Regions from separate parts of the Homo sapiens genome. Here region 2 is linked to region 1. Evidence: read pairs that join two places in POLR2A ChIA-PET (ENCODE). Cell type or tissue: GM12878. All regions are shown on one strand. Each heading gives the region's core, and the rest is flanking DNA. Links, peaks and the distances in the headings are about the cores only.

The links. Peaks named below come from ENCODE experiments on the same cell type or tissue, not always from the same donor. Only the 100,000 strongest peaks of a DNase experiment are listed, where the experiment ranks them.
Region 2: POLR2A ChIA-PET joins it to region 1 with 6 read pairs; 8 of 35 experiments call an interaction of 5 or more read pairs at or near these places.

What each region holds. Positions count from the first base shown.
Region 1 is chr7:130,939,715-130,948,193 of GRCh38, forward strand. It overlaps LINC-PINT (long intergenic non-protein coding RNA, p53 induced transcript), which reads right to left. Exons shown (of 8, transcript NR_170176.1): 6 at 6,006-6,121. Among named protein-coding and RNA genes, the nearest start is that of LINC00513, 30 kb to the left of the region's middle. In GM12878, for the core only: no CTCF peak of the experiment used is centred there; no DNase peak of the experiment used is centred there; H3K4me3 peaks cover 2,160 bases; H3K27ac peaks cover 4,481 bases.
Region 2 is chr7:131,027,396-131,035,874 of GRCh38, forward strand. All of the region lies in intron 3 of LINC-PINT (long intergenic non-protein coding RNA, p53 induced transcript), which reads right to left. Among named protein-coding and RNA genes, the nearest start is that of LINC-PINT, 78 kb to the right of the region's middle. RefSeq lists enhancers at 45-184, 4,143-4,432. In GM12878, for the core only: no CTCF peak of the experiment used is centred there; a DNase peak (open chromatin) is centred at 4,296; H3K4me3 peaks cover 512 bases; H3K27ac peaks cover 7,549 bases.

The DNA of each region.
Region 1 (8,479 bases), core at 411-8,410:
GAGATTACAATACTCTCAGACATAATTCAAGCAGAACTTTAAATGGATCAGTGCATGTTATAAACTTTCTTTTTTTTGCAAGTGCCAAGCGTGCTTATGCTACTATTCATTCTGAGATAGACAGATCATCAATGACCTTCTGGGTCACTGACTAGGGAGAAAGCTGACTATAAAAAAGAGTGGGAGAAAAATAAAGTGGGGGTTGCTTCCTTCCACCCTAGACCCCCTACTGCCTTGAATGAAAGAAGACAGATGGCAGCCACCTTTCCCTTTAATTAGGAGGGGCAGCTTAGAAGGGACAGTCCTGCTCACTTGGCACTATCTTTAACAAGACTGTTTAGATGGCAATGCTCTGCTCATTCGCCCTTCTTTCAAACTGTTCTTAATTTTTCACTTACAAACTGAATTTCCGTAAATTTAATGGTGAAACAATTACAGCTCTGACTACAACGCTATACATAAATGACACACTTAAAGATGTTTGCTGAATTAAAAATTCACAGATATTCCTATAAAGAGGCTGGAATGTTTCAAATGAAATACAGCTACCTCCAGTCCTATCAGCACCACTTTGAGATAAAATATGAATTCCCAGGACACAGAAGCTCTAACTTAAATTCACAACATTCCATACTAGACATAGAAGTAACACCCCTGGTTTCTGCTTTCCAGTTCCACACTCCAGTCGTGCTCCCACCTTTTACCTTCAAGGTATTGCTGTTCAAGTTGACAAAAAAAAAAAAAAAAAAAAAAAAAAAAAATTCTACAGTAAAAATCAGTCCTAAATGTAGAAGGGAAGATCATTTAATAACAAATCACAAACCACTCTTCATCTCTATTTGCTCTGCATTTTCAGAAACCATAGAACTTTATATTACAAGTTAATCAATCCACATCACATCTCTGGAGAGAGGATCAGCATAAAAAAACAAACAAAATGGAAAACAGGAGCCATGTGTCAGAATTAGGCTAGTGTCACAGGATCTTCTATGGAGGTGACGAAGCCTCTTCATTATTTTCTAGAGGCAATTAAGCACATTTTCCATAAATCTACATGGCACAAAACTTTCTAACATGAAAGTAAAGTTTAGTTGCTGTTGACAGGGTTAGGTCTCTATACATTGTATCTCATTTTTATATTAAATTTGTTTTTATCAACATCATTAAATAATTGATATTCTCGCAGCTCTTTTCCATTTCCTGATGCGTTTTTAAATTGCAGCCTCTTGTCTGTGACACCTTCCCACCTAGTTTCTGCACAATTCCTGCACAAGGACCCTCTGCGTTAACATCGGTCCTGGGGAAACCCACTGTGCCTGCTTCCAAATGGAAATCAGGGCGGCGAACTGGGGCTGTTTTGCTAGAGGTGCTCCTGGTCATACCATGCAAAACGCCTTGTCTGTGTCATAGTCATTTACCTAATGGCAAAGTTCTTGGACCATTTAGAAACAAAACAAAACACTTTTTGTTTTCTCCTTGATAATAAATTTCAATCTCTTCCTATCTCTAAACAGCAAGCCGGCACACTAGATATGGGAAGAGGGAAAAGATAAAAGAAGCAATCAGCTATTGAATAAACTATATCCTACTTCCCAATGAAGGGGAAAAAACTTGGCATTTGCCGGATATTGAGTGTCTAATAACATTAGCAAGAAAAAACACGCAGGAGAGACTAACAAAGAAACAAACAGAACTTACTTTGTTTCCCAGCACAGTAAGCAGGTCGGCAATGAGATGACGGCGATTCCTTCCTCAAGGTCCCTGCTTTCACTTTAAAAGCTGTGTGAGTGCTTACATCCAGGTTTGCCGTGGAACTCCAAATGTCTGTGCTTCTAAAGATGCCCCAAGTTCCCAGTTCATGTCAGACACTGAAGACACACTTGTGAGGATCGGGAAGCCCCGCGGTAGCCCCAGTCGACCTCTGGGTGCCACGTGGCACCTCCACTGTTGTGACTACACACACAAGCCCGGGACACCCACTTGTTAGCTCAGGAACCAGGCGGCCAGCAGATATCTGCTCAGATGAACGTCCAGAGACTCAATCCTCTGGCATTCTCAGGTTCAAGGTTGGAAAACGCATTAAGACGAGAGCCACACAGTCAGCAGAATCTGCGCCATTAGCTTTCTCGTACTTAAACGTCTGTCTAAATAAGAGTCAAAGGCACAAAATGAGAAGGAATATCTTACTAGGGATTGTGACTTGCACTTGCCATATTTTGAAAGTACTGGTTCCTATCTTGCTCTCTCAAACTGCATTTAAGAAACCCTACATCAGAAGTTATTTTCATTTCTTCTGTGAAAAACAGAAAATCAATAAAAGACTGGAAAAACATATGAAATATAATTCTGCTTAAAAACATAACCATTATTTAATCTCAACGGGCCAATTTATTTTAATCCAAAGAGAAGAAGAAAAAAAACACATGTATAAATTTAAAGTTTGTTTTGAAAAATTACTTCATCCATGTACTGTCCAGCTCATAAAAACAAAACTTCTTCCAGCGAAACGGGACACTTTGACCTTGTTTACTGCAGTGTTTGGAAACCGCTGTCTCGTAACTCCTGACATCACCGGTGGTGCATTAGCACCTGGACTGCTGTTGGCTGCACATGCTGATACCCCAACTCTCTTGAATCACCCGTGGCTGAACAAATACTCACAGAACAGTAAGGATAGTGGCATTAGCATTAAACCCACAAAACTCACAAGACCTTTTAGAAGTGTCACATCTCTCTGTTCACTTATACAAGAAAACAAAAGCATTGTATATCTGATACTTTTTAAGTCCCGGCATCCAGACTGAGTACAGACAATTCTTTCTTCTGACCCTCTCCCTGCCCAAGAAACGGGATTCCTTTCTCACCAACCGCCATATTGGCAAGAATTTCTGCCACAGAGTTTTACTATTAATACTAGAAGTTCCAACCTACTTTCCACCAATAAAAAGTTCCCACAAATCTTCCTAGGGGAGAATTTATTTAAGTATATTTTAGAGTTTCAAAGAGCACTGCATTCTTAAGTTTCACAAAATCAAATTTATTTGTTTTCTTTTATGGAACATGCTTTTGGTGGTGTGCCTGCCTGTTGCATTTCTAAAGAAACAATTTTCTCCTGTAAGCCTGACACATTTCCCTTTCTGCATTCCCCAGTTCTTTTTCTAAATACACCAAAATCAAAGCAACGGATAGTTGCAACCACTGGAAGCAAGCCACAATTCAATTTGTGCAAATATCTCCCCAGATTCACTTCTTAAATAAAACTAAATCCTGGTCCTACAATGATAGTGGAATTTTACAGAGAAATTAAAAACCCAAGTTTAATGTGTCTGAAATCAACTGATAACCTTTTACTGAAACCACTTAAAAACATCACGTCCTTAAACTATAGTCACCAAAAAATATAGAACACAAAATACATATTTGAGCAATTATAGCCCTTGTTTGTCAAAGAGGAGTAAAAAGAAAAACATCCAGAGTTAATACAATTAATTAACTCTAGCTAAAGAACTACTAAAAAGACCCTCCAAATGCCATGCTGTTACTACGACAACTTCAAAATTGCTTGAGAAAATGTGCTGGATTGTCAGATTCGTGATAAAACAAGTGTCATCCTGCCTGCTAGGAATTACTTTCATTTATATCAGGCAGCAGAAAGGCTAAATGGCCACTTGCAATTCTGAAATATTAGGTTGTTACCTTTTGATAGATGCTGTACTCTTCATTCAGATCATGAGAAGAGTTAAAAAATAAATGAATCTCTCTCAATCATCGGAACCCTTTTGGTTTCATTCCTGCAACGATACCACTCCCACCGTCTATCTAGTTGGTACATTATTTTGTATAAGGAAAGCAGCAAAGTCTGATTCAATCTGAAAGGGAAGGGCCAAGAAAAACCCCTAACAGTATCTCGTTTCCAAATACAAATAGGTGAGCAGACACTCACTCTGATATTTAAGGGTTAATAATGACACAGAAAAAGAAAACGGCATTTTCTCCCTTAAAATTCCTGCTCCTAGGTATTCAGGCTGATTTACATTTTACGTAATCTGATGGCTCAATCAGGAAGTGAGAATTTTAAGTGCGTGAGTTATGGACGGGAGGAAGCATGTGACCCATACATAGCAAAGAAAATTATGCAGCAGATGAGCACGCTAAGAAAAATAAACTAAGCAGTTTAAAAATAGTGTTTTGAGGATATATCGACCCATGAATATACTATGGCTTTTGAGAACTAATAATTCATTTGGACGCCTTAAAAATAAATCCCCAGGACTGTTTTAAAAAATATTACAAGATCCAAGGAATCCACGGTGAGAAATTAAAGTTTAATTATCCAAGAAACTGTTTCCCTCAAGTGCATATCCATTCATGGTTTATGTTAAAGGCTATTTTTCATCATTATTTAAAGATCAGGCAATACGTAATATAATCAAACAAAACACAGATTGCAGTGATGTTTACTTAAGCTTTATTTATATATATAGTGCGTAGGTTCCTGGAGCACAAAGAAGAAAGTTGCTCAGATTTATCCAGACCTCACATAAGTTTATAGATTTCAAGTAGCCACTGTATTTTATTACAGAAAATACATTCTTCAAGAGGAAAATGTTAAGGCCATAGAAGCTTTCACCTTAGCTATCTAAGCTTGTATTAGGTCATCATTAAATAGTATCTGTATCATTCTTATGTGTTCCGTAAGTTATGCCACAAATACCAGACCAAGTACACTCAGTCTAGAAACAAAAAAGTGGGAAATAAAGGTTAAAACATTCTAATAGGTGTAATGGGCTGATAGATGACTTTATATTACAAAGCTACTTAAGACAATTCTACTTTTCTAGAATACAACGCATTAATATAAACATTTGAAATTCAGAAGATTTGGCCTGTGGATGCTTTGTTTCTCAATGCAATTCTTGTTAATATGTTAGTAAGTAATAATTTATTAATACCAATAATAAAAAATTAACATGGTTGAGAGCAGGTGTATCTCATAGCCTTTATCAATTTAATGCTTAATACCAAAATGCTATTCATATTTTTATTTCAGCCTATTAAAAAAATTTATACCACAGCTCTGGGCAAGTGGCAGGGTGGCGCCAGTGACAGGAATCAGTTCTGCGTATTTCTTGATTCCTAGCTCATCTTCCTTTAATTCTTAAACACAAGAGGTAGCTGGCGGAAAGAAGAGACTGTTAGGAAAGACAGAAACCTTTCAGAAAGGAAGCTTAAGGTAGATTAAGAAAAGTTAGGGAAGCTGAGAAGCATACAATCTTCCAGATGGAGTATTACATGACAACTGTCATCATCTTACTAAACTTGATATCATATTTGTTGACTGAATTAAGGAAAGATGAACTAGTTACCAAGAAATATACTCAGCAGATTGATTCATGGCAAACCTAGCTCAGCCACTTGCCTAGACTTCAGTTTATTTAGGATAAACCTCAGAGTATGTACTTCTCAACTCCTTCATTTTATAAATGAATCTTGGGTCCGGGCTCAGCTGTCAGTCAACTATCTGTATAGTAAATACAGCAAAGTCTCTTAACTTCTCTAATTTCCTGAAACATCATATTGTTACCTTTTGAGAGATGTTGTACTCTTTATTCAGGTCACAAAAAGAGTAATCAGTAAATGAATCTCTGAGTAATCAGGACCATTTTTATTTCATTCCTGCAACTATACTACTAATCAGAAAATTAGAGAAATTAACAGACTTTGCTATGTCACAGAGATAGGTGAGTGAACTGAAACCAGACCTAAGGTTTTGGACTTTCCCAGGCTAGGACTCTTTTTCACTATGTGCTGCCTTACAACTGTCACCTGAGGTTCGAGTAACTCTCCAACTAGCCAAGCCCTGGCTACTTATCCTAATCATGGAAAAGTCAAACAGTCAGGATCCAGAGACCCTCGCTCTGTGCCACCTTCTTCTTAACTCACAGGCCCACTGACCCTCACTGCTGCTGTGGGCTGCTCCCACCAGCCCGTGCTGAGCCTCCTACCTCATCTGCGAGGAGACAGGGCAAGTTCCAGCCTGAGGGGCATGGCTTCTGAGATGGTTCCAGTCCCTCTTCCTGGCTCGTTCCTTCCACTGGTACTCACAGCTTCCTCATTTTTCCTAATGGGAAAATCAAAGCACTAAAATAAGAAAAATCACTTGTTTTGGTTCATGTCACAGCTATACTGGGATTCTGAATAAACACAAGAACCAGATAATATTCTAGAAAAAGTAAAATTAACTCCTACTTCATAAGATTCACCAGAATTAATTCTGTGGAGATTAAAGAGCTAAATATAAAAGGAAAAAAAAAAGGAAGAAAACTAAATTAGTAGAAAATTATTTCTGAATTTGGAATGGGAAAAGAAGATTTAGCTTTATAGAAGCAATGAAAAAAGTAACAAAAGGCAATGTAATCCAACTGCAACAAAATTTAAAACCCCTATATGTCAAAAAACAGCAAACAGAATTGAAAGGTAAGCAAAAAAAGGCCAGGTGTGTTGGCTCACACCTGTAATCCCACCACTCTGGGAGGCTGAGGCAGGAGGATTGCTCAAGGCTTGGAGACCAGCCTGGGCAATGTAGTGAGATCCTGTTCCTACAAAAAAATTTAAAAACTAGCAAGACATGGTGGCACATATGTGTGGTCCTAGCAGAGGCCAGGGTTGGAGGATCACTTGAGCCCAGGAGTTCCAGGCTGCAGTGAGCTATGGTTGCATCATTGCATTCCAGCCCGGGTGACAGAGGGAGGCCTTGTCTCTAAATAAATAAAAAGGTAAGCAAAAAATAAAATAGCTGTAACAGGATAATATTCTGTATAGTATTTGAATGTAAAAGGTAAAATGTAATAACAGACAATTCACACAAAAATATAAAAGGCCAATTAATATGAAAAAAAATGCTCGATTTCATGAGCAAACACCGAAATTCATTTCACCGATCACAAAGATGGACAACAAAAAAAGGAAAGCTCATGAAGTGAGGTGAGACAACCATTTGAGGAAATTAGCAATATATGTATTTTTTCAGCCTTAAAACTGTTTTGACTCCTAAGATGTTTATAAATATCTCCTAAGGAAATAATCGTAGATACATAGGAAGATAACTATGGCAAGGACATACTTAGCAAAAGCATAAAATCGGGAACAACTTAAACATCCAAAGATGGAATGGAGCATGTGACTAAACAGATCACAGTAAAAATTCGTACGCTTAAATCATGATTTTTGAAGAATGCTTCATGATACTGGAAATGACAAAATATAATATTGGGTGCAAATGCTGAATATAAAATCATACATAAACATGATACTAATGTTGCCAGGTAAGAAAGAAAGTGAAGAAGAAGGGAGGGACAAGCTGGTCTCCAGACTGGATTAGGATACATTAAAAAAGCTTAAAAAGGGCAGACGGAGACATTAGATTTTTTATTACTTCTTTATAATCTTGAGATGGTTGGCATTTTCTGTAATATATTGTTTTTATAACTGGAAAAATTCTATTTATGCTAATTACCACCCTCTAAATATTTCTCAGCTTTATAAAATCATGAAAATATTTGCAAATACTTTTGAACAAGAAATTTTTTTTTTTTTTGAGATGGGGTCTTCAGGGGGAGTGCAATGGTACAATCATAGCTCACTGTAACCTCGAACTCCTGGGCTCAGACTATCCTCCCATCTCAATCTCCCAGCTACTCAGGTATGAACTACCACACCCAGCCAGAAATTCTTATATTTATTATTAAATGCAAAGAAGAAGGTGCAAAACAATGTGATCTTTACTATGTAAAAATTTACATGAAAGAGACTGGAAGCCTATGCATCAGAATGTTAATAGTTGTTGCTTTTAGGTAGTGCCATTGTGTGTAATACTTTTCTACACCTTACAAATTTTCTGTGATTGTCATATATTGTTTTCATAATAAGAAACAGATAACAGTTTCACAATTAGAGGACTAATACATCAAGAAGCTACTATTATCAACAGTTAAATTTCAAAATACAGAGTATCGATAGCTACAAAAATTTGCCCTATGACCAAGAGATTTTTTTTAATTTAGGAACCACTGGTATACCTTCAGAAAACAGTAGGAATTGGTGTGTGTGTAGGAGGTGATAATGAATCATATTTTTTTTTTTAGCTGTCAAACTGTTTTCTCCAGGCAGCAGTTCTGTGAGGTCCAACTGAAGTATGAGAACCTTGATAGTAGGGACATTACCAGAAAAATGGCCCAAAGGTCGATGGGGGGAGGAACAGTAAATGATCAAAAGAGTAAGGCAAGAGTCCATGAAAACAGAAGCGTCAATAGAGAAGGATCAATAACTTATTTGATCCAAAGGAACTGAAAGCAGGAACTAAAACAGGTATTTGTACACCCACGTCCCTAACAGCATTATTCACAACAGCCAAAACATGAGAGCAACCTGTGTCCATCAACCCGTGTCCATCACATGGATATATAAAATGTGGCATATC
Region 2 (8,479 bases), core at 245-8,244, 88 kb after region 1:
TACCTCTGCCCAGAATGACATGACATCATCACTGAACAGTGGCAAGAAAACATAGATCTATTTTGCTGTATGCCAAGTAAACAGGGCTGATCACCATACACAAATATGTATGCAACTTAGCATAAACGCATCTCAGAAGATTCTGTTTTAACCACAGCAGATGCACTGAAGTAGGCTCATCTGGCGGCCCTCGGAGGAAGGACCGAGTGTTGCATAATTCCAGCAAATGAGAGCAGAAATACTGAGAACAGCCAGAACACCCAGGCCAGATGGTACTGTGGTTCTGAAGCAGTGCCTGAGGCTAGAGACGTGAGCAGGCCCGGGAAAGACAGAGATGGGGCAAGTGGGCTCAGTGGCTGGAGGCAGAGTACACTCAGCAGAAGGCCTTTGACTACTTTCTCTCAGCCCTGATCTCAAAGTCTGGCTGCTTCCTCTAACATCCTTGCATCATGATCTTACCATCATTTACTTTAAATTTAAAAATTTTGAACCAACTCTTCTGGAGGAAAAGCAACAACCAATTTCCACCTCCATCCCCCCAGCTATGCTTCTGCCTCGGGGTAGAGGAGTTTGAGTAGGAGAGGAAAAGACAGATCAGAACTCAAGGCTCTCAGGCTGGGCACGGTGTGGCTCTTGCCTGTATTCCCAGCACTTTGAGAGGCCAAGGCAGGTGGATCACTTGAGGTCAGGACTTTGAGACCAGCCTGGCTAACATGGTGAAATACTGTCTCTACTAAAAATACAAAAATTAGCTGGGCATGGTGGGATGCGCCTGTAATCCCAGCTATTTGGGAGGCTGAGGCAGGAGAATTGCTTGAACCCAGGAGGCGGAGGTTGCAGTGAGCCGAGATTGTGCCACTGCACTCAATCAAGCCTAGGCAACAGAGCAAGACTCCATCTCAAAAAAAAGACAAAAAACAAAAAACAAAAAAACTCAAAGCCCTCATCATTTCTCCCCAGGATAACTAAACTTTTCTGCCAACTACTATTCCCACTGCTCCAACCTCACACTGCAGCTAATCCACTCCCTACAAGGATGGTCGAGATTTTCCTCCACTTAAATGAATTCCCTCCCTGGCTTCCACACTGCCCTCAGGATGAAAACCCAAGTTCCTCTCAGCTTAGTTTAGAAAGCTCTTCACCAGGTAGGTCCTTGAAAAACTTGATTGCATTCCACTGTAATCTCAAAATTGTCAAAGAAAAACTGTTCCGTACCTGGTCTGGAATAGAACCAAGTGGTCTGCTAGAAAATTCACAGTATCCTACTAGGAAGAAATGAACAGCATTCCAGGGAAAAAAAAAAAAAAAAGCTTGCTTTTTTTCTAATGCAATTTCCTAAATGAACTTTAAGGAAATTAAGACTTGCTCTGGGCAACTCATTACCATCTACCCGGCTGACTGTCAACTATCAGAGTGTAGAGGTTTTTAACCAGACATTCGTTTCAATGATGATATTTAATCACTTTCTTCCCTTAATGTCCCTACCAAGAGCGAATCATTGAATGTGCCTACTGCAGGACTCTCTCCTTGCATTGCAAAGCTAAAACAAACTGTTGGCACATGCTCAAAATTAAACTGTCCGAAAAGTTTTAACAAATGCTACCTAACCTAAAGCAGGTCCTTTTACCCTGCAGTCCCCAGGACACTTTTTGGTCTCTGGCCTCCTTGGGCCTTCCAATACTCAGCAACCTCCTCCAGGTAGCACCCACCAGGGCTGACACTTTCCCTCACTCTCTGCCCCAACCCCCCAATGGCAACTCCCATCTTCTCTGGTTAACCTCTATTCATCTCCAAAGTCCATGTCAATCATAGGTCAAATGTTAGTTCCTCCAGGAGAACTTGCCAAGAGGCTGGACCCAAGTCCTTCCAGATGCTTCAGTATCAGAGCTGTTACTGTACTGCACTGCATTTATCTCACCAGAGTGGAAGCTCACTGAGGACAGCACAGGGCCTTTTTATTTCTGTATTCCCCACCCTATCACAGAGCCTGGCTCAAAATGAGCACATCCTAAATGTTTGTTGAATGCATGAAATGCCAACAGCCAAGTGCAGGAGTCAACCTTCCAGGCGAAGGTGTTCCATTTCCTTGTGTAATTCACCTTTAGGTGCTCTGTGTTTGCACCAAGCCAAAAATCAGATGGGATAACCTGATGTTAAGGCTGTTGTTTCTACATCTTAGTGTTAAGGAGGGAGACAAAGCTGGGGAAAATGTACTGAAAGGGGTCATCACTGTGCAGTCTAGTAACCAACCCTAAAATGCAGCCTCCCTGCGGACCGAGGTGGAACTAGTCTGCCAGGCAGCCCCGGCAGCACTCTCCTGAGGACCTGGCGCAGAGCGGGTAGTCCTGGAGTGACTCAACCCGCTGAAAAGCATGGACAAGCCCGCCCGTCTGAGAGGAAGAAATGTTTAAATATAAAATTTCCTAAAATGTTTAAACCAGAGGAAAAATACAGAAATCTTTTAGAGGCGAAGCAAAATGAAAAGACAGATAACACCTTTAAAGCAGCCTTATAGATCTGAATCTTCTTGGCACAAGAACATAAAAATTTAGTTGTTTTATGAAAATATCATGTTAGGTAAGTTCCGGGGATGTCAGGGCCTGAGAGTGAACCAGGAATATTCAGGAAAAATTCTTTTTTATTATTGTGGTTTGTTGGCTTTTGCATGAGAGTGGGAGGACTTTTATTTTTTATTTTTATTTTTTTGAGACAAGAATCTTGCTCTGTTGACCTCTGAGGCTCAAGCAATTCTCTTGCCTCGGCCTCCTAAGTAGCTGGGACTACAGGTGTGCACCACCACACTCAGCCAATTTCTTTTGTCATAGAGGCAGTGTTTCAATCTGTTGCCTAGGCTGGTCTCAAACTCCTGAGCTCAAGTGATCTTTCTGCCTCAGTCTCTCAATGTGCTGGGATTACAGATGGGAGCTACCTCAACCAGCCCTGGATGACTTTTAAATGCCTTAAGAGAAAGACAGTCTGTTCCACTGCAATTTCCCCCTGGCCTTTCAGATCTCTGGGAATACTCTCAATAAGAACAAACTTTCCCTGAGGACTGGACCTGGTGCTGGAGGACAAAGGGAATGCCCAGGGACTTAGTAGTTTTCTTCTCATTTAAGACAACTTCCATCTGGTACATCTGCAAGGGTGCTTCAGAGTGGAAGGACTGATGGCAGGTTCCTGTCTACCACTGAGGCTTTTCCCATGTTCTTAGAGGGATAGAGGAGGGTGATGGAACACACTGAAATGGGAACCCCCTGTCCCCACAGAAACCATGATATTCTCCTACACTAACACTAGAAAGTCCCAGAACAACATAGGTGGTCCCCACAGATGTTCTTTAACTAACTTCCTTTTTTTTTTTTTTTTTTTTTTGAGACTGAGTTTTGCTCTTGTTGCCCAGGCTGGAGTGCAGTGGCGCAATCTCAGCTCACCGCAACCTCCGCCTCCCGGGTTCAAGAGATTCTCCTGCCTCAGCCTCCCAAGTAGCTGGGATTACAGGCACGTGCCACCACACCTGGCTAATTTTTTTTTGTATTTTTAGTAGAGATGGGGTTTCTCCATGTTGGTCAGGCTGGTCTCGAACTCCTGACCTCTCAAGTGATCCGCCCACCTCGGCCTCCCAAAGTGCTGGGATTATAGGCGTGAGCCACCACGCCTGGCATAACTAACTTTCCTATAGTGTGCTAATTACAAGATGATCTACCTTATAATTTGATTTATCACAGTTCTTTATCTCAGTATATTTTTCCAAAAGGGACTCAACATTTATCATCTTTTTGAAGGTCATTTCAAAGCCTTAGAAACTGGCCTCAACAGTAACTGCAGGAAGCATACTTGTCAGATCTGAGCAATAAAAATACACCCTGACTGCTGAGCCTGGAGCACGGGAGAGCCTACAGCTAACCAGGGAAGACATGGTGAGTTCAGTAAAAGGCAGGTAAGGAGGAGCCTTGTGTCCAAAGCTCTGTAAAATTTTCTTTACTTGCTGCATAAAAAATAAAAAGACTCAGAATATATCCAAAGATCTTATATTTAATAGGCCTTTAACCTGAGAACAAATCAATTAATTTTTAGATTTCATTTTATCATGCTCATTCTTATACATCCATACTTAGAAAAAAGAATGAGTAATATTAAAACAAAGTAGCGGCACACTCAACAGACCTCACACCACTGAGATATGAGACGAATGCAATCATATCCTACATTCTACACATATCTGAAAACTTTAAAAGAAACTTACAGAACGTGTGGGAATCCCCCGCATGAAATTAAGAATTGTTTGACTGACTAAAAGTAGAATTGAAGGGCCGAAGAAAGGATTTCCCCTGTGGTTGATTAAGAACATTATTCTTGTTTTGAGTCGTCATACCAAGTGACCATGAAGTGAGAAGACTTGTTAAAATGCATTTTTTGAACTTTTTCCCTTGGTGCTAGATCCCAAGACTGGCTTAAAGACAAAATACTGTAACATACTCAAACTTTTTAAAATAAGTTAACAGTAACACCAAGAAGAGGGAACACGAAGTTCTACTGTTCTTCTTAAATAAGTTGACAGTAACCCCATGAAGAGGAAACACGAAGTTCTAATGTTCTGAAAAGACACTTTAATCAGTCCACCTTAATGGAATGCCTGCAACTGAGGATGAAATAAAATGTCTGCAAATGTGGGTTTGAAAATTGGTCATATAAATCATCACAAAATGTATCACAAGGTTTTTTGAAACAGTAAGTTTCCTAAAACATGTGACATGATGATTCAATGAACAAATACAACATTTATATACATCTCTTCAAGAACATTCCTATTATATCTAAAACAGTAACATATTCTTCTTTAATCCATATTTTAGCAAATGGATTTGAAGTGAAAATGTAAAGAAAGTTATCTGAGTGGAAAGGAAAATCAGACAAAAATGATCAAATTCATTAAGAATTTCACCCTCACAAACATGAAAACAACAAGCTATCTGAAATCTGAACTCCTGAGGTTCAACTACTCTACAAGCAGAAGTGTGTGGAAGATCAAACTACTCATGATGTTAGGGGCCGGGCGTGGTGGTTCACACCTGTAATCCCAGCACTTTGGGAGGCCAAGGAGGATGGATCACAAGGTCAGGATTTTGAGACCAGTCTGGCCAATATGCTGAAACCCCATCTCTACTAAAAATACAAAAATTAGCCAGGCATGGTGGCACGTGCCTGTAGTCCCAGCTACTCAGGGGGCTGAGGCAGGAGAATTGCTTGAACCCAGGAGGCAGAGGTTGCAGTGAGCCGAAATCATGCCATTGCATTCCAGCCTGGGTGACAGAGCGAGACACCATCTCAAAAAAACAACCAACCAACCAACTATTCATGATGTCAGAGAGCATTCAAAGTCATAAATGTTTAATTTATACATAAAAACATCAGATTTATCAGAATAAACATATTTTGGTATTTATTAGGTAAGCTGCAGTGTGGATAAAACATTCATATACTAAACTTTATTCCCTGGCAGTAGAAGAAAAAGGAGGCATTCTTATGCCAGAAGAAGGAAGTACAATCTGTGTAGGCGAATGAGCAGAACGGAGTAGCTGATGCAGTAGAAGGATGATGTATTTTACAGAGCATGAAGATTTTAAAAGTAAAACCAGGCAGGGTGCGGTAGCTAACGCCTGTATTCCCAGCACTCTGGGAAGCTGAGGCGGGCAGATCACTTGAGGTCAGCAGTTTGAGACCAGCCTGGCCAACATGGTGCAACCCCATCTCTACTAAAATTACAAAAATTAGCCAGGCGTGGTGGCACACACTTGTAATCCCAGCTACTTGGGAGGCTGAGGCAGGAGAATGGCTTGAACCCGGGAGGCGGAGGTTGCAGTGGGCTGAGATCATGCCACTGCACTCCAGCCTGGGTGACAGAGAGACTCTATCTCAAAAAAAAAAAAAAACAACAATAAACCAAATGTATGAGGAGTGGAAGAAAGATTCAACATAGCTACTAACTACTTCCAATACTTCTTAAGTTTAGAATAAATTTTTATTCATTCTTAAGGCTCTAAACACAAACTCTATATTCAGCGTCAAAAAATATTAGGTATGGCTTCAAATATAACTGGGTACCAACAGATAAGACAAGTAACAAAACTTTTAACTTGGGACTATGCAGTGCTTGGTGACTTGCTTCCACAGAGCAGAGTATTGGAAAGGGGAAACAAATTTCCATGGTCAAGGTGAGCATCAGCAGTGGTAAGTCACGTTGATGGCGTTCTCTTTTCACACGGATGTGATAAGGATATCCCTTCACCTCTGTGATTGTCCTCCCAAAAACCCACATCCCAGTCTAATAATCAGAAAAACATGAAAAAAATCCAAACTAAGGCACATTCTGCAAAATACCTGCCCAGTATTCCTCAAAACTGACGAGGCTATCAAAAACAAACATCTCAGAAACGATCATAGACTGGAGGACTTTAAGGAGACATGGTGGCTAAATGTGCTGTGATATCCTGAGTGCAGAACGGAAAAAGGACATTCGGAAAAACGGGTGAGCTCTGAATAAAATGTGGATTTTAGTTAACAGTAAAGTACCAATGTTTCTTCCTTAATTGTGACAAATGTAACATAATAATGTAAGAGTCAGCAACAGGAATCACTGAGTGAGGGGCATATGGAAACTCTGTACTATCTTTGAACTTGTCTTCAAATGTATAATTATTCCAAAATAAAGAGTTTATTTAAATTTTTAAAAACTAGGCCAACAGCACTGAGGTGTGGTCCTTCAGGTGTGCACCTCAGCCTTGGCTGCAGCCACAGGGGCAAGCACAGGCGTGGGTCCTGGTCACCCCGCTTGCTGACCAACAGACACACTGGCCAATTTGGGAACCTGTCTCCGATGCCAGCAGACCACAGATGGCATGCATGCGACAAGAACAAACATCTCTGAAGTGCCTAACACCCCCATCTGAAGTGAAAAATAGGCAATTTTATGCAAGAAAAAAAAGACAAGGCCTAAACAGGTTGGCTGGGAGCCATCAGTGCTCTGTGAAAACACATGACAAACCAGCCTTCAGACTTCACTTGGCAAATACCACTGCCAGCATCCAGGCAGGTGTGAAACAGTTATACAGACTTCTCTTGCATACCCAGCAGGCTCTGTGTCCTGTTTCCTCGCCACAAAAAAAAGGTAAGTCAGAGAAGTGGGGATATAGAATTCCTTTAAATATCTGCGGGAGAAAGTAGCTCACACACAAAAAAGATTTCTTCAACCAAGCAGCAGTTAGTATCTATTTTCAGGAATCTGTCCAGCCAGGGAACACGTGGCACCATGAGAGTCCTGTTTCATAAGGGGGAGGCAGCAAGGCCTGTGCAGTGCTGTTCAATATAGAAAAACATTTTATCCTTACAGAATAAACACGTGGCAGGATTGCGTTTGCTGCAGTGGATTTCTTTAATTACATTGAATTTTAATCCAAAAAGAGATCTGGGGGATTTATCTGCTCTAACCAAAAAGTTCCAGAATTTATGAACTAGATGAATATGTAGCACTCATTAGGCCAGAAAATTAAAATATAAATGCCTTTAAGGTTTTTTTGTTTTTTGTTTTTTTGTTTTTTTAAGAAAATTAACACAGTGTAGGCCAGGCATGGTGGCTCAAGCCTGTAATCCCAAACACTTTGGGAGGCGGAGGCAGGTGGATCACTTGAGGTCAGAAGTTCAAGACCAGCCTGGCCAACATGGTAAAACCCCATCTCTACTAAAAATAAAAAATTAGCCAGGCGTGGTACTGGGTGCCTGTAATCCTAGCTACTGGGTAGGCAGGAGAATGGCTTGGACCCGGGAGGCAGAGGTTGTGGTGAGCCAAGATCAGGCTGCTGCACTCCAGTGTGGGTGACAGAGCAAGACTCCATCTCGAAGGAAAAGAAGGAAAAGAAGGAAGGAAGGAAGGAAGGAAGGAAGGAAGGAAGCAAGGAAGGAAGGAAGGAAAAGAAGAAGAAGAAGAAAAAGGAAAAGAAGGAAAAGAAAGAAAAGAAGGAAGGAAGGAAGGAAGGAAGGAAGGAAGGAAGGAAGGAAGGAAGGAAGGAAAATAAATTAATACAGTATCAGTCAAAATTATCATAGTTTTACAAGAAAGTTGACCAAATTATTTTCATTTATCCGAGAGAAAAGTGATGCAGAAGTAGCCCAGAAAAATTCCGAAAAAACAATAACAATAATGATGTTCAACCACATACAAACATTTATTATACAGCTCTGATAATTAAAACAGCATGGCAGTAGAACTAGAATAGACAGACGTGTCCACGGAAAATAAGAAAACATCTGAAAACAAAATAAATACTCAAATTCATTTATTCAAACATTTATTGAGTGCCTGCTATGTACGGGCACTGTGGATGGTTACTTGATGGCAAAACCAAAAAGTCAACGTCAGACCAAAGGATGAAGTATTCAATAACTGGCTATCTGTGTGGGGAAAAAGATATTTTTCTCACATTTT